Linked DNA regions of Mus musculus: region 1 is linked to region 2. Evidence: chromatin loops called from intact Hi-C (ENCODE). Cell type or tissue: left cerebral cortex. All regions are shown on one strand. Links, peaks and the distances in the headings refer to the core of each region. The heading gives the core; the rest is flanking DNA. Region 1 overlaps Znrf3 (zinc and ring finger 3). Region 2 holds the start of Znrf3 (zinc and ring finger 3).

Region 1 (8,000 bases), core at 1-8,000, 120 kb before region 2:
GGCCGGGATCTAGCAAGAAGTGATCAAAGGAACCATCACCACAGCGCACTCCACCCCCTCCTCCCTTGGGATGAGGCCCCTGCCAAGGTGATCCAATGGAAGCCACTGGGGGAGGGTGAGAAAGAGACAGCTTTCATGTCTGTCTTTTCCTTAGAACAGTCACAAAGCATAGCAAGACAGGACTAGCAGGCCATAACTCCCTACTTCTGGGATGAATGGTTGTTCTTAAGTGAAGACATTGGGGGAAGGGGTAGTCACCTAGATTGGCACCTGGGGTGTGCTCTGGTGCCCTGATCTTTGAAGCCCTAGAGACCAGCAGCCCTGTACATGGTACTTCTGGATTCCCTTTCACAGCTGTCTGCCTCTTCCTGGGATGAAGTTACACTGAAGTCTCCATGTTATCTGAGAGTCTTTGTGACGTTTTGGGCTTAATTTTGTCAGGGTTCCAACTTAAAAGAGGGAGAGAAAATAGGGTGGCTTTTCTTTTTGCCCCCAGCAAGATGAGAAAACAATGTGATTAGAGTGTGTTAAGGAGGAAAGATCCTGGCTTACAGATAGAGTATCTCTGTCTTGTACTAGAGGGAATCAAAATCAAATCTGGCTCAGCACCAAACCAGGGAAGGCGCCAGAAAAAGGCACAAGTCCACTTTAGCCACTGACCCGGCTGCTGGGTGAGCAGGGCTGACTTCATTAGACCAACTTCTCTAGAGAAAGGCAGTGTTTGGACAGGCCTGCAATTTGAGAAGCCAGTTAGGTACATTCTCCCTTTCTTACCTTTGTTGGGCTGCCAAAATATTTACTTGACTTCTTAACTCTGAATCTCTGAAACACACCTGGATTGCAGAAAACAGGCAATTTTCTTATTTTTTTCTAACTCGTGAAAGACAGTCCAATCTAAGCAAAAATAACAATATCATGAAGGAGGCAGGAAGAAAGGAAGGCTGGTAAGAGGTGTCATTGAGCATCATTCAGTCACTTAAGAGGTTGGTAGGTAACCTGGACTCTTCTGTGTGTAGCTGTGGATTGGGGTGGTTGGTGGTTTCCAGGGCTACATAAATAACCAGCAGATTTTACAGGTGAGCCTTTTGCAAATCAAATGGATTTTATTTGGCTTTTAGGAGAGAGTCAGTTTCTATGCCAAGTAAAAGTCTGTGTGGCAGTCAACTGCATTATTAATATTATTGTTGTTGTTATTAATATTACTACTACATTAACTATTCTACCAAAGTTGACTGCCTTGTAACACCAGATTGGGGACCATGGACCAGGCAGAAAGGGACACTGCAACCACAGAGGCTGAACTTACTTTAGATTAATTTCAGATGATAGGAAAGAGCCCAATCAGCTGAAAAATAAAATAAAACTGGGGAGAGGGTGTGTAGTCTTCTGAAGTTTTTAAAAAAGAACTTAGGAAAACAGGTCTAGTGGGTGAGAAACTATGTGTGCCCATTTCTCTTTGTCATGTGTGTCTGTCTATGAGCCCATTTGCCAAGGCTGAGTGGCCTACTTCCATATAGGCTGGTTCTCAATGAGGCCATTTAATTGACATGGGTTGATCTCAATGAAAAGGTCTCCGCACTACCTGTTGGTACTCATCTCAGGCTCTCCAGAATCCCAACTAATGACCCTACTTACCCTTTTAGCTCTCAGGCCCCAAACCCTCCTTAGAAGAGCCTGGGCATCAGTTAGGGAAATAATCTACACTCTGCTGTTCATCAGCAAACCTTAAGAGATCTTGAACATTCTAAATAGAACTTTTTTGAGCTGTTCTCTTTTCAAAAGCACTAAAAGCACAGCAGCTGTGGGAGGCTTACTGACAGCTGTCAGTAGCCAACATCCTTTTTTTGGCAGCACTTCTGTTACCTTTATTTAGGTAGGCAGTCCTGTTTATCCTTATTACAAATGATAGAACGTACTTTTAAGTCCATGGAAATAAGGTCCGAAGGTTGGCCAGCAGGAACATCCACAGTCATGAAGACTTTCTGGGATTCTTGGAAGTATTTTCCAGTACTATCATGAACCTAAAAATGAGGCTCCTGGATGGTGCCTCTTTCACCTTTCTATATTTACAACCTAGCTATTCTGTTACTAAGAACTGAAGGGACCTGACCACTGCATGTCTACAGACCTGCCACCCTCCCACTACTGTGGTTAAATAGTCCAGGTTGAATCAAGGGATCCTAAATAGCAAATTAGAACAGGGACTAGTGATACAGGCAGATCAATGCTTATTGGCTTCTCTATTAATTTAAAAGCTTTAGGAGGGAGGAAAGAAACTGTAGGAATTCCAGAAGACCCTCAAATATATGTCTATAATAAAATACCACAGAAATAACTAGCAGATCTCATCGAAAAAGTATAAACAACCAAAGAAGTAGTGACTTAGATTTTATCAAAATGAAATAGTTTTGTATTGCAAAGGACTTCATCAAAAGGTGACATGGCAAAAAAACAAAAACAAAAAACAAAAAACAAAAAAACCCATGGAGTAGGAAGAAGTATTTGCTAATGATCCTAACACACACTTGTAATTCCTAGCACTCCAGAGGCAGAAGCAAGTAGATTTCTGTGAGTTCAAGATCAGCTTGGTCAACATAGTTAATTCTAGGCCAGCCAGAAGTATATTGTGAGACCCTGTCTCAAACACCACCACCACCACCACCACCACCACCACCACCACCACCACCACCACCAGCAGCACCACACAAACAAAACAAATTACTAGTTAGCATACGAAAAGATGCTCAACATAGCAAACCACTGAAAAAAAAAAGCAAATCAAAATCCACAGCAGGATGGCAATGACCAAAGTCAGGAAGTCAGTGAGGGTGCAGATAACTCAGAACCTTTACTAGAAAGAATGGAAGAGCAGTGAAGTACACACACACACACACACACACACACACACACACACACACCCCCCCTCACCAGTGGTGAGGACTGTTTATATATCCTGACTTCTTTGTATTACTGGGGATTAAACCTAAGTACTTTTGCACTCTAAGTAAGTCCCAGGTACTGCCATTTTAAAAGTTTAGCAGTTCCTAAAAAATATGAAAACCAACTTGTGTGCGTAAAAACTTGTACAAAAACTAGGGTGGTGGAATATGTCTTTAATCTTAGCACTCGGGAGATAGAGGCAGGCCAGCCTGGTCTACAGAGTGACTTCAGGACAATCAGGGCTAATAGAGAAAAGCCCTATCTCGAAAAACAAAACACCAAACCAAACCTGACAAAAAACTTGCTTGAAAATGCTCACAGTAGCAATGTTCATAACAAATAGAAGCAACTGATAATTCCTATACAATGGAATATTATTCAGGAATGACCACAGGGGGAGCTGGGGAGGTGGCTAGGGTTGTTAAGAGCACCTGCTGCTCTTGCAGCACAGAGGAATAAAACTTGAGTGTGGTAGCCAGGGATATTATTCAGATGCTTGAATACCAGCACAATATATTGTGGACTTAGCTGCCTGTCACAGTGTAAAGCCAGACATGGTGACTGCAGGCCTATAACACCAGCATTTGGAAGGCAGAAGCAGGAAGATGAGATGTCAAAGGTTACCCTCAGTTACTCTCTAAAGCCAGGCTGGCCTATGTGACATCCTATATTTTAAACAAAATAAGCCCCCCACCCCCGGGGGGGGGGAAAACAAAGCATTAAATGTAGAAATGATGACAACAGCAGACAGAGGTTCTGAAAACTCCCATGCTGACACTCTGGTGCACAGATGTGATACACTAGATGGTAGATGGGGATTAATCAAGATTCCTTGTTCTAGGCAAACAAGCATAACCAGGCACCCACTTATCAACTATTTTAAATGTACTTACAAGCATGGTTCACTTAGCACTAGAACTGAGTGCCTTCTTTTCTTTTTTGACAGTTTTCTGAGTTTTCCAGTTTTAAAAATTATATGTATATGTCTGAGTACAGGGGTCCTAAGAGTTCAGAAGAGGGGTTGGGGATAGAATCCATGTCCTCAGTAAAAGCAATACATACTCTTAGCTGCTGAACTATCACTCCATTCCCCAAAATGAATGCTTTAAAACAACAACAACAAAATCACTGTAGCATAACATCCAGATTTGATAGTAAATACAGAATTTTAATGTAATATATATTATAACATACTATTATTTTTACTGCATTTATTTACTGGGTGAATGGGGGGATACACATGTATCAGGATGCTCATGTTGAGGTCAAAGGACAACTTGTAGAAGTCAGTTCTCCCCTACCATGTGGGTTCTGGGGATTTGAAGTAAGGTCAGTAGTCTTGGTGGCAAGTGTCTCAGGCTGCTAAGCTATCTAAGAGTCTTAATATATATATTGAAGACTGGGGCACATACAAGGCTGGAAATCACTTAAAGAATGTGAGAATTTTTACCCAGGTTGTATACCCATTTCTGATACTACACATTTATATAACAAGGTAAGTTTTAAGTGATTTAAAGATAGGATATATTGAGATTAGAGGCACCCGAAGAAATAACAAGAGCCACACAGAAATTTTGTACATCCAACAATAAAAGATGATTAAAAGGGCCAGTTACAAAACAGCCTGGAGAAACAGAGGATGAGGGTGTATGTGAAGAGGGGAGGTGAAGTGACTGGGAGGAGAAGCTGTGGCTAAAATGTGTACATACATACATACACATACATACATACATACATACATACATACATACATACATATATGAAGTCTACCTGATGTGTAAAGTACTGGGTTCCAGCTTCACCACTGCAAATAACAACACTTGGGTACTTATACAGTTTTATTTTTTAAAACCTACATTACTACCCATGCAAAATAATGGGTTATAGCCCAGAAGGAAACCGTTAGGTCCAAAGCAGCCTCCCACCCTCATGCCAGTGCTGTTGACAGTGTCCTAAACAGAAACACTTTTGACTGGTAAACAGGAAGATTGCTACTAGGCAAGCAGAAGCCTAACGGTGGGTTTCTGTTTACTAGGAGCCTCCCTTATTCTGCCCTCAAAGGTCAACTACCCAGGGGAAGGGCATCTAGTTCTTGGTCAGTCCCAACAGCTGGTATCAGTTCAAAAATCCTCCATTTTGTTGACTGGCTGACTATCATATAAAATCCATTTGTTTTTCCGTCATGTTTCTTCTATCTGCCTCTTGAAAGTAGCAGCTCCAACCCAAATAAAACTTTCTACCCATGGAGTGGTCCGGTTGGATGGTTTCATTGTGTCTTCACTTAGAGAAACATTTAACAAAAAAGGAAATTAAACTAGAACATAGGAAAAAAATGTTCCCAGTTTAATGTTTAGTGATATTGTATGATAACCAAAGATATGCAACTGAAAATAACTACTTTTAATCTTAAAAGAAACATTAACAGGGAGAGCTAGATGGCTCACTGGGTAAATGTGCTTGCTGCAAAGCCAGGGACATGAGCTTGATTCCCAGTACCAACATGGGTAGAAGGAGAAAACTGACTTGCAAGCACTGTTTTCTGACATATGTGCCATCGTGGCATGTATCAAATATCAAGCACACACATATGCACAATCACCAAGGCTACATAATAGGCACCATGTCTCGGAGAAGGAAGAGAGGGGGAGGGAGGGAGGGAGGGAGAGAGGGAGGGGGAGAGAGAGAGAGAGAGAGAGAGAGAGAGAGAGAGAGAGAGAGAGAGGGAGGAGGAGGAAGAAGAGGAGGAGGAAGGGAGAATCAAATGAATTGTTTCTATCAACTATAAAACTTGTGTTTGGGACAAAGAATTAAAATCTTTTTTATCTCCCCCACCAAATAAGACTTTCATGCAAATGTTTTAATCCTCTCCACCCTGAAAAGCCTTTCTTTATGCAAAGGCCACAGCTCAATTCTAGACAAGTGATGGCCTGGAGCAGTGACCCTTTTCTCTTTGGTGGTCCCTTTCCTCCTCCTTCGTTTCCGCTGTGCCAATTCTTTTCAGACTGACCAATTGAATAAGCTTGTGAGGTTGGAACCCAGCCAATGGGGAAAAGACACAATCACCAAAGTTAGAATAAAAACCCAATGCAGAGGCAGGTAGATGGTTCTCTGTGAATTCCCAGACAGCCTGGTCTACAGAGTGAGTTCAAGGTCAGCCAGAGGGACACAGAGAAATCCTGTCTTGAAAAACCAAACCAACCAACCCAAAAACCAATGTATTTCCTGTCTCTGTATTTGCCTTTCTGAGCACATTCTCTTAATCAGAAATAAAGTTTGTCCTATCCAGACACACTGATTGGAGTTCAAGGCCAGCCTGGTCTACAAAGTGAGTTCCAAGATTGCCATGAGGTTTGCCTTCCTTTCTAAGACCAGATTCAGAGGTCTGACCATTCCTTTTTCTTCTTATCTCTGTTTCTCTTTGGATGTCAGAGACAATTTTTCCCCCTCTGATTCTTTGGGTTTCATTACTCATTCTCTAAATCCCCCATCCTGCTTGTCAGTCATGTGGCCTAACTCTATGCTGGCTTAGCTCAAATGGCATTTTTTTCTTCTTCTTCTTTAGGAGGCTGCTGTAATTTACAGCTTTCCTGCCTTGGGTTTTTCTTTTAAATTTAAAATTGTCCTCATACTACCATTTGAGTCTATTGCTAAATTCTTTTAGTATTGAGACTAATAATTCTAAGATGAGAACCCAGATTTCCTCAGTATCATTTGACAACCACGAAGAAACAACTTAAAATTTTTTGGTAACATATTTAGTGGCCTGTATGGGGATATAACCAAAGCTTTTCTGGTCTGAGGACATGACATGACCTTAGCCTGCACTTAGGAGATCTAGATGATACCTCTGTTGAAGCCAGTGACCACCACTCCCATAGCCATTGGAAATGCTGAGTCAGAAGAAGAATAATCTGTAAAAAAGACGACTCCTGAAATTAACAAATGAAAAGTAGCAGGTATAGACAGGCTTCCTCCAACCAGAGCTTCACGTGGCCAAGTGTGAGTGAGAGGAGTACTATGTAATGACCCTAAAAGGTCACTAACGAATGGTAGCTACCTGTTGTCTCTACCTCTAGCGGAGCCAACGCCCTCTTCTGGTTCCCTTGAGCACTCAACATTCACGTGGTACACACAGACATTTAGGCCAACACTTATACACTTATACACATACAATAAAAAAAAAACTTTTTTTTTTTTTGGGTGTTTTTGAGACAGGGTTTCTCTGTATAGTCTTGGCTGTCCTGGAACTCACTTTGTAGACCAGGCTGTCCTGGAACTCAGAAATCCACCTGCCTCTGCCTCCCAAGTGCTGGGATTAAAGGCGTGCGCCACCATGCCCGGCAATAAAAATAAATCTTAAAAAAAAAATCCCACAGCCGGGCGTGGTGGTGCACGCCTTTAATCCCAGCACTTGGGAGGCAGAGGCAGGCAGATTTCTGAGTTCCAGGATAGCCTGTTTCCAGGACAGCCAGGGCTATACAGAGAAACCCTGTCTTAAAAAACAAACAAACAAACAAACAAAAAATCCCACAAAACCCAAGAAGTTTTAAAAAACAAAACAAGCAAACAAAACCTGAGATTTCAAGTGACATTAAAAAAAGAAGTGGGGGAGGTAGGGGTGGAGACATGGCTCAGTGGTTACAAGCACTGGCTGCTCTTCCAGAGGACCTGAGTTCAATTCCCAGCAACCATATGGTGGCTCACAGACACCAGTAACAGATCTCATGTTCTATTCTGTCATGCAGGCATGCATGCAAATAGAGCACTCATATACATACATAAATTTTTAAAAGGAGAGAGAAATCTGATTTTTTACAAATAAATCTGTTGTTCACAAATAGATAAAGCTGAAAGCTTTTAGCCTTTAAATAGTAATCCAAATTTTTATTTTAAAAAAATCAATAGTTGAGAGATTGCTCACAGGGAAAGTACAGAGGACACCAGAAAATGTCCTCTGACACTACACACGTGATATGGCAGACACACACACACACAGGTGGAGCTAGGAATGAAGACAACAGGTTCCTTGTGTGATCAATTTTTCGCTAAGAATATGGGTA
Region 2 (10,646 bases), core at 1-8,000:
TAGGCAGAGGTCACAAGACAACTGTCAGGAGTTGGTTCTCTTCTACAATATGGATGTCAAGGATCAAATTTAGTCCCCTTGACAGCAAGCACCTTAATCCATTGAGTTATCTTCTGGGCCTTCTACTTAAATTCTTAGTGCTGGACCAGTCAAAGACAAGTACTAGGTGGAAACTTCTTTTCCTCTTGGGAAACTATCAGGAAAGTGAACACACCCATTCACAAGAATGTGTGAATAATTTCATGGGGGGGTGGGAGGGGTTGGCACAGGCCTTCAAGAACTTCAATACAAATTATGAGAAATTAGATTTGAATTAAATGTCAAATCCAAACAAATTCAGTTCTACTTATTTGACAAGAATAAGGACAGACCATGGTTTCAATTCAGGTTTTACCATTTGCTGTCAGGTTAGAGAAACAAACTTTCTCTCAGCCTCAGTCTCTTCCTCTGTAAAACTGAATAAACAATAGTATCTAAATCTGTATTAATGTTAAGGACTAAATGAACAAGCTTAATGTGCTTGGCACAGTCCCCTGTATATACACACACACACACACACACACACACACACACACACACCACACACACACACACACACACACCACACACACACACACACACACACACACACACACACACACAAAATGGAGTCATGGCTGCTTCTTATCCCCAGTCAGAATTACTGGTAATTCACATGAGATCTCAGGGTATAAAACCAGAGAAGAGATCCTAGGAATTTACCAACCTCCCCCTCACCCCCCAACAATGAAATGCTTGCTTTTAACCTATAAAGGACCATCTGACAAGACGGTCGGCAGGCCCTTTCTGTGTAAATCCAAGTCAGCTGTCAGCGTGCAATTGTTCTATTAGGCCAAGTCAATTTTTGGAGGCAGGCCTATTAAGTTAACTTCAAATGGAGATGAAAAGAAAGTGCTTGATCAAATGCTGAACTGTAAAAACACACTGACAGGGAAACAAGGCAGAGGAATTAGCCTCCTACAATTATTCCCTGTGATACCTTTAGTTACCCAGCCTATCTAATCACCACACAGCTCTCCTTTCACTCTTTAACAGCTAAAAGAACTTCCTTAGTTCATGTTCACAGCCTCAAGTTCATCAAACGTTTAACCTGGGATCCAGAATAACTGATTTTAAAGTTGGACAGAACCCATCATTCTCACTCCTTGTACAAATGAATTTCTTGATGTTTCTAACTATTTGACTTCAATGGGAGAAATAGGCATTTCCACTTTAAAACAAGCTTTCATTTCTAGCCATGCAAATTTTCTTGTTGGTTTAGCCAATTTACACACCACTAGCCAGTGTTTAATCAGGCCCCTTATTTAACAACACCAACCATGTGTGCAGACAAGTTTAAAAGTTTCAGATAATAATTTCATTAACATCAACACGTTGGTTTAAAGATGAAATATGTACCAGTATGTCTGAAAGTTCTTTAGAGGTCCACACTTCAAAAGTACAGTAAAAGGGTAATTCTTCTAGTGCTTAGCTATATGCCTGACCTGCTTAGATGCAAACAGGCTAATGCTGCTGCGTGATAATAAAAGCAACTAATTTCACATCTAAATAGTCTATTCACAATTTTCACAACTGGAAATATCAAAATAGAAAAGAAGAAAAAAAATCAAACACACACAAACAACCCTGTCTTCATACAGACTAAACTAATGACCTTGGGATAATTAATTTACACCTACAATACACACATCCCAAAGTCTGAACTACTAATCCCACTCCTCAACAAGCACACACAGCCAGGCTTCCTCCTACCCTAACCCATGATAAATACTCAACAGGTCCTTGGGCTGACCAGACTATGATAAGTAATCTATTGTGTGTGTGTGTACATACACACACACACACACACACACACACACACACACACACACATTCATTGGCAAGTAACAGGAAAAAAAGTCAGTACTACAAAATATTTCTTATAATTTTTAAAGTGAAACATTCAAACAGCTTTTTTCCTCTCTTCCCAATTAAGAACAATATTGCTATAGAATCACACTGAGAATAAAAGCAATGTTACCTACATACTACTATTTAGTTCTAGTTATCAGAAAATAAACAGAAGACCATAAAACGTTCATTAAAGGGCAAAACATGAAGTTTTTCAGGTGATAAAACAAAAGGTGGTTTTTAAAAGTTCAATGAGTACTTAGAAAACATGATTAATCTGAAATTAAAGACTGGCTTTGTTTCTTCTACACTTTTATTACACATGCTCTCATTATATTCCCTCTCAGCAATCCTAAAACATTGGCTTTCCTTACAAAACTTATTCCAGAGCTGGTAGGCAGGAGCTACAAGAGTTCCTTTAGTCTGGCAGTATTCACAGAACAAATAAAAGCATGCCGGTCTGTGTGTACACACACAGCTCTGAAAGCCACACTGTGCTTGTCTGGACACATGGATGACCACAACAAAGTTATTAAAGCTATGGAGTGTACCAATGACAAACTATCTCTTCAGGGAGTTCAGATAAGCCCACCAATATCACTGCAGTTATAAAGGAATTAAGGACATCATTAGTGATTGCTTAACAGGTAAACTTATTAAATACCATTTAAGTCATTTTTCTCCCCTTAGTGACTGTTGACTTAATTTGAAAGGGAGGTGCGAGTCTAGTAGACTACAAAAGAATTAGATAAGCACTTCAAAAACTTCTCAAGAGAACAGAGTCCTGCCAAACTCACACATTATCTCTCTACTTGTCAGGATAAAATAGTTACAAATGGTGTGTTTAAACTGCTAATTTTGTATTAAATAGTGAACCCAAGAATATCTGCAAAGCACAGCATTATGCATAATGAATAGCTCCCCAGACAAACTACCACAGAGAATGGCTCAAGTTTAAACACTGCAGATAAAAATCTCAAACTTCAAAAGTCTCCTTCAAAAAGTGAAGTGCCACGTTAAAACATACTCCCCTCAGCTGCAACCCCCACCCTCAAGGCTGTAAATCAAACATTTCTAAAGCCATCAGGGCACAGGGAAAGCCTCAAAGAACGACAAGGACTCACAAGAAGCAAGACTTAAAATTCAAACTCTTCTTAAAGCCTGCAATAGAGTTGTTTAGGTATCTTCAGCCAAGCATCCTCTCTAAAGCTTGTATATTAATGACAGTAACAATAACATGGGGGGGGGGAGAACAGCACCGTTAGCAACATCTGTAGTCACAGAAATTGGTCAAACATGTATTTCGCTTTCTATAGATAAGAATAAGAGCACCACAAAACAATGCTTTCTAATCACAGCCATAGGGTCCTCCTCCAGCTTTGGAAAGACACACACCTTTAAGGAGCTACACCGTATTGGCCCGTGTCCCATCAACTCAAAGCTCTGCGTGCAGCTTCACCCTCCTGTCTACACTCGGAGCTGCTCTGAAGTCATCCCACACAGTCCCTTTTCTCTTCATAATTCACCCAAGAGCAAAGCACCGGAGATCCAAACTATAGGCCTCTAAAGTTCCAAAAGATTCAAAGACGAGCCAACCGTATCAGATCACTCCTACCAGAGGTGCGCCTAACAACCATAAGTGCGCTGCCCTGGAACATGGTAGTGGATAAAAACCATCGTCGAGGGAGCGGGAAATCTATGCAGCTATCCATCCGCTGAGGCTTCGACTGAGAGTCCCTCCTCAAAGACTGGGGACAGCTCAAAGCTCTCCCTAGCCAGCCTCCTTTGGGACGCAGCCCTCTTTCATTTGGAGCAAGGTGGAGGCCCTGTCAGTGAGAGACCCTGGCTCGGGTTTGCAGGCCTCTTCGGTATTAGTCCTTGACCCAGGGGCGAGCCTGCGGTCTTTCTCATCCCCTGTAATCTGAGGCACGGCCACGACAGTGCTCTGCCAATTCCCACTCCTCAGCCAGCTCCGCCTGCTCCCTTCCTGCTGCTGCCCGTCCAGAGCCCTGCCAGAGGGTTGGTGTCTAGGTAAGGCTGCCAGTAGATTTCAGCAAAAATAACCTGAAGATGTGCACCCCGGCAACTGGGTCGCTCCGAAAACGGAGCAAACGTGGATGGAAAAGCAAAGCCTGCGACCTCTAAGAAGTCGCTCCATCCTTCAACTTGTCTCGCCTTTGCAAAGTTGGCATTCAACAGGTAGTTCCCGGGACTTTCACCTGAGGGAGAAAAACGTCCCGCCAACTCAAGAGTGCCGCCCAGGCGCCCATGCCCAGCTCAGCGTCCCCACCCCCACCCCGGCGCGGTGCACCCACCGGAGGCCGAGCCCCCACGTGCGCTCGCCTCAGCCGCCGTGCCCCGGAGGCCCCGTCCCGCCCGCCTGGGAGGGATGCCGCCGGGCTCCGCGCCTCCCCCCCGCCCGCCCGCCCGCTAGCCCGCGGCGGGGTCGGCGGGCGCAGCCCCCGGAGCCATCTTGTGGCGGCGGAGCGCGGGGCCCGGGTGGCTACCTGCACGATCTCGCCCTCGGCGCTGAGCATGGCCCCGGCCCGCGAGAAGCGGCCCGTGAGGCCGGTGGTGTGGGTGGTATAGTCGCCGCTCGGGCTCGACTCGAACAGCACCACCTCCACGAACGCCGTCTCCTTGGCCCGCGCCGCGCCGGGCCCCGCGGCCGCCAGCAGCAGCCCGAGAAGCAGCGGCAGCGGCGGCGGCGGCGGCAGGCGACGACCGCGGGGGCCGCGGCGGAGGCGGCGGCGGCGGCGGCCCGGGGCCCCTGGGCGCCCGCCCGAGCGTGGCCTCATGGTCCTGCGGCGGGAGGGCGCGGAGGGCGGGCGCGGCCGGGCATAGTCGCGGGCCGGCGGAGGACCGAGCGCGGGCGGTCGCCTCACAGCACCATCGCGGCGGCGGCGGCTTTGTGGGTCGCAGGCTCTGCTCCGCTCCCCCGGCCGTCGCGCCGCGGCCCTTTCATCTGCTCCACGTGAGGGGTTATCCCCGCCCCCGCAGCGTCGTGACCCGCTCTCCCCTCCCTCCCCGCGCTCGGCCGCGGCCACCTCCGAGGGGAGCGGGTAGGCGGGGCGGGCGCGCCTGCGGCGAGAGGCGGGGCCCAGAGGCCTCGCCCGCCCCGCCCAATCGACTGAGTCCCGCCCCGACTCCGTTCTTAGCCACGCCCCTCCACCCTTGCTCCGCCCAGGTAGTCTTTTTCGGTCACGCCCCTTCCTCTTAGCCACGCCCCCTGGTCTGTACTCCGCCCTCCGCGGCAGACATTTCTCTTGGCAGTTGCTGGAGTACGGGGAGAGTAAGATCCTCAACCTGTTCCCGGGCGGTTTCGCCCCCTCGGCGCACCCTGCTTTGGTGCCGCAATTAGAGTCATTGGGGCGTCAAAGGCCTCGTCCTTCCGTCCAAGGATGCTTCATCCGCAGCTCCGGCACTGCTGGCCACCCGCACTCGGTGCTCGCGCCCTACCACCTCCAGGGACCGCGAAAGGCCCCGGGCGGTCAGTGGCAGTTTGCAACCCGCCGGGACACGTCCAGTTCTTACGTGGGTGTCACATAGACAGTTACCCTCAACTAAAGGAGTGAGGACAGGTGGCGGAGAACTTGAAGAAGTTATCTAGATTCTAATGGAGTTCATCTTTCCGCAGCCCTGGAGACCGTCTCCAACACTCCCTTCAAATCTCACCATGTGCAGAAGGGCGGAAGAGTCAACACGCTTAATGCACAGACTTCTGGTTGCCAAACATACCAAAGACACGTGCTCCGAACCCAGACGTCCCCAGTCACCCAGAAGATAAACTTTTAATTCTCTTCCCCTTTTTGGAACAGGATTTTTCCTTTCTCAGCAAATCTATGAGACTCACAATCCTCCTTTAAAAGCCACATTCAATTTCTACTTCCTCAGTCGTCTTCCCTCCCTGACCTGAATGGCTTTGTTTAAATATTTGCAAATATTTGGTTAGGGTGATCTGCTTCTACTTGCTACCACACCCAAAATATTAAGACAAAAAGAAAAGTCATTGAGTGTTTCCTTGAGTAATCAGCGCATCGAGGTTACAGTTTAAACTGAAAAGGAATGTTTTGCCAATGTGTTGAATAGAAAATACAATTGAAAAGAAATTCACAGAACTGTGTTACTGTGTTTGGACCACCCAAAGCTTTGGCACAGAAGGTAACTGACAAAGCTAGAGTCATTAGTTTCCCCCAAGCCAAGCTTAATCAGTACTGACTGCTCGGGAGCACTGTCATTTCCAAGGATTGTGACTTTACCCACTAAGGCACAGTCCAGTCTTTTTTTTTGTTTTGTTTTGTTTTTTTTTTGTTTGTTTGTCTTTTCGAGACAGGGTTTCTCTGTGTAGCCCTGGCTGTCCTAGATCTCACTTTGTAGACCAGGCTGGCCTCTAACTCAGAAATCTGCCTGCCTCTGCCTCCCGAGTGCTGGGATTAAAGGCGTGTGCCACCACACCTGGCACAGTCCAGTCTTTAAGGGGAAAGCAATTATTATAGCCATGCATAGCTAGCGTTGCAATCCTTAGAAGTATGAAGTCATGAACTGGTGAATGAATATGCAAATATGGTCTATCCATACAATAAAATCGAATTTTTAACATGGTAGAGTTTCAATCGGGGCTGGTGAGATGGCTCAGTGGGTAAGAGCACCCGACTGCTCTTCCAAAGGTCCGAAGTTCAAATTCCAGCAACCACATGGTGGCTCACAACCACCCGTAATGAGATTTAATGCCATCTTCTGATGCATGTGAAGACAGCTACAGTGTACTTAGATATAATAATAAATAAATCTAGAAAAAATATATTAAAAAAAGTTTCAATCTTCAATTGCATTTTAAATAACAAAATCAAAGACAAATAAAATACTGAATATTGAATGAATGCGACAAAAATATACTCAGTGAAGCATATAGCCTTTCCATTTGTATGAAATGCCAAGAATATAGAAAAATGGAAAGGTTAGTGATCACCAGATACTGAACTGGAAGGAGGATTGGGTAGTATGACTATTAATGGATTTCCCTTAAGGGGAACGAAAATATTCTGTAATTAAATGGTGATGAGTATATTCTTTGTAAATACATGAAATCCACCACCAAATTGTACATTTTCTTTCTTTCTTTCTTCCTTCCTTTCTTTTTTTTTTTTCCCCCTGAGACAGGGTTTCTCTGTATAGCCCTGGCTGTCCTGGAACTCACTTTATAGACCAGGCTAGCCTCGAACCCAGAAATCTGCCTGCCTCTGCCTCCCAAGTGCTGGGATTAAAGGTGTACACCACCACTGCCTGGCAAATTGTACATTTTCTAAAGATGGATTTTACAGTGTATAGATGACGTCTCAATACAGCTGTTAAAAATTGAAGCCTTTTCGTACTTGACGTAGTGGAGCTCGCTTTAATCCTAGCACTGGGCAGGTAGAGGCAGGTGGACCCATGAGTTCAAGACCAGCCTTGTCTCCGTAGGTGTCTCAGGCCAGGCAAAGTTACATAGTAAGACCTTTTCTCAAACAAAAATGAAGCCTTGGGTCAAGAGAGGATCCAAGGTCATATCTCAGCCCCCAGCTCACAACCACCTATGACTCCAGCTTTATGGGATCTGACCCTCTCTTCTGTTCACATACGGCATACATTTACAGAGAAAGAGAAGGGTGGGGGACAGAGGGACAGAGAGGGACAGAGACAGAGACAGAATTTTCAAAAGGCTCAGTGGTAAAGAGCACTTGTTGCTCTTGCAGAGGACCCAAGTTTGGTTCCCAGCACCTACATAACAACTCACAGCCCTCTACAGGGAAATCCAACACTCTCTTCTGGCTCTAAGGACACTGCACTCGTGTGTTGCACAGATATGCAGGCAAAACACCCATTAGACACATTTAATGAAATCTTGTTTAAAAATTCAGCTCAGTGATCTCATTAAACACACTTTGCTATAATGGCAAGGACCTTGGTCTTGCCTAGATTGAAGCTGTGTGGTCCAGAATAGGCACCTAATAAATATTGGTTACATGACTTACTGAGCTCATCACCACACACCCCTCTCCTCCTTCAGACAGTTAAGGTAGCTTTGCATTACCTGCCTAGGAGCACTGGGCTTCATGGGACCAAAATAAATTCTGAGAATGAAGAACGGCAACAATATTTCTCTTAAGAACTTCAGTAGCAATGACAATGCACACAAGGGTCAGAAAATAACCTAGTTTGGGTCCAGTAAGATGGTGCTGGGGGTAGGAGGTGCTTGCTGCCAAGGCAGCTGACCTGAGTTCATTCCCTAGAACCCACACGCTGGAGAAAAAGAACCAACTCCCACACGTTATCCTTTGAATTTCACACATGACTTCCATGCATATACAAGTAAATAGACAGATAGACAGACAGATAATTTTTATTTCTATTTGGTTTTCTCAAATAGGGTCTCTCTGTGTAACCCAAGCTGGTCTCTTACCTCCCAGCAATCTTCCTGCCCCACCAGCTTTCCAAGTACTGGGATTGCAGGTGTGTGATACTATACCTGATTGGATTTAATTGTTCAAACTCTGCTTCAAGATACAATCAATAAGACACAGGCTAGTAACATAGAAACAGCATGATCTGCCTCTCAAGAGACAATGTTACTTAGAAACTGAGGTATTTACCAAGTTTCCCCAAAGTCTGGCAGGCAGAAAAGGGAGATAGAAAGTAACTTGAGCCACTTGGGGATGTAGCTTAGTGGGAGCACTAGTGCTCCATACACATGCGGGGAGGCCCTGTGTTCTATCTCCAGAACTGGGGGGAATTCCTACGATCCTTGGCTCGATGGTTAATAGCACTTGATGCTCTTGCAGAGGATAAGAATTCAGTGTGCAGAACCCACACTGGGTGCTGCACAAGCACCTACAACTCTAGTTCCAGGGAATCTAATGGCCTCTTCTGGTCTCCATAGATATGTGCACATGTGTGCATAAACATACCCACATACACACATATACACATAAATAGAATAAATCTTTTAAAAAAAAGGAAAGGAAAAGGAAAGGTCTTGTGAACTAAGGCTATGGATGGAGTCTACAAGTTGGATCAAATGGTAAGCATGAACAAACATGACCGTGGTCATCATCCATGGTATATCCCATAAACCACCCTGGCTGTGAAGCATCATCGAGCTGTTGGAACCGTTTCATGTGTCCATCCGTCACAGACAATGCATCCACTCACTCTAGCAGGGTACAGATGAAACGGCTATTTCAAATGAGACGTTTGGGACAGGGCAGAGGGTGAGGAGGAAAAACAGGGGACAATGACACATAGGTATAAAATTACACCACAAAACTCATCACTTGGTATTCTAACTCAAAATGTTAAAGAAATTCTATGAACTTGTACAGAAGGAGTTCAAATACACTGATAGGTGAGGAAAAAGTATGCATATGTACACATCCTTGTGTGTGTAATAAATATATGTATAGACTATGATTTTATTGCAAAATATACTGCTGAGTGAAAATAAAAGATGCTGTAACCAAAAAGCACCTGGATGGGGGAAAACAGATATGTGGAAGTTTTCATGAAGGTGGTATTAAGACATAAATGGGGATTAGAGAGTTGGTTCACCAGTTAAGAGCAGTTGTTACTCTTGCAAAGACTCCAGGTACAGTTCCTAGTGCCTATACCGTGGGCTCAGAACTACCCCTAACTCCATCTTCCAGGGATCCAACACCTTCTTGCCTTGGGCATCACACATACATGTAGGCAAAAAACTTATACATATAAAGTTATAGATCTTTTTTTAAAGATGTATTTTTAAAAAAAGATTTATTTATTTATTTATTTATTTATTTATTTATTTTATATATGTAAGTACACTGTAGCTGTCTTCAGACACACCAGAAGAGGGCATTGGATCCCATTAAAGATGTTTGTGCACCACCACGTGATTGCTGGAAATTAAACTCAGGACCTCTGGAAGAGCAGTCAGTGCTCTTAACCACTGAGCCATCTCTCCAGACCAAGATGTATTCTTTTTCATTAAGTGTCCATGTGTGAGTCCGTGTATCTATGCCACATGTGTGAGTCTGTGTTGTGTATCTGTGCCCCGTGCCCTGGGAAGCAGGAGGAGGTTGGTTGTCTGCAGCTACATGTACAGGCAGTTGTACCTTACCAGACGCCGTTACTGGGAGCAGAACTTGGATCCTCTGCAAGTGTAGTATTCTCGTAGCCACTAAGCTATCTCTCCAGACCCAGGAAACCTTTAAGCATAAATAAATGACTGGTTTTCCCTGAATAACTACAACTTGTTTGAATTTTGTTCTCTGTGGATATATTTATTACCTTCCAGAGAGAATAAAAATAAATGGAGAATCCACTAAATCAACAAAGGACAGCATTCCTTTTCCTATATTCAAACTGATCCATTCAATAAACGTTATTGAATAGCAATAAGGTGCTTGCATGAAGCCATGCCACCAGAAGACAAATGGGTGGGCCTATAGTTATGGAAGAAGATGTCACCATTGGGAGAAGCCAGGCACACAGGACTACCTGGACTGTTTGTTTGTTTTTTAATAGTTTAAAAATAAAGATGAAATTTATAGTTATATTAGCCAGTCCCTGGATCCAACTACCTTCCTGCCATCTTTTTTCTTTTGCTTTCTTTACTTCTGAAAACGTTTATTACTATATGAGACAGACAAAGAAGTCAATAAAAGATTTTCATAAAATATAAGTATACATTAACTATTTTACAA

Evidence for each region. Hi-C counts contacts between places; a loop is a spot of excess contacts. Peaks named below come from ENCODE experiments on the same cell type or tissue, not always from the same donor. Only the 100,000 strongest peaks of a DNase experiment are listed, where the experiment ranks them.
Region 1: a loop joins it to region 2, with 2.0 times the contacts of the local background. A loop is called at or near these places in 1 of 42 quality-filtered maps.

What each region holds. Positions count from the first base shown.
Region 1 is chr11:5,318,548-5,326,547 of GRCm38, forward strand. The region is part of intron 2 of Znrf3 (zinc and ring finger 3); the gene reads right to left. Among named protein-coding and RNA genes, the nearest start is that of Kremen1, 61 kb to the left of the region's middle. In left cerebral cortex, for the core only: a CTCF peak has its summit at 3,351; no DNase peak of the experiment used is centred there; H3K27ac peaks cover 688 bases.
Region 2 is chr11:5,439,952-5,450,597 of GRCm38, forward strand. Znrf3 (zinc and ring finger 3) reads right to left here and starts at 4,896. Exons shown (of 9, transcript NM_001080924.2): 1 at 4,437-4,896. The coding sequence starts at 4,727. In left cerebral cortex, for the core only: no CTCF peak of the experiment used is centred there; DNase peaks (open chromatin) are centred at 3,667, 3,907, 5,083 and 5,572; H3K4me3 peaks cover 2,906 bases; H3K27ac peaks cover 267 bases.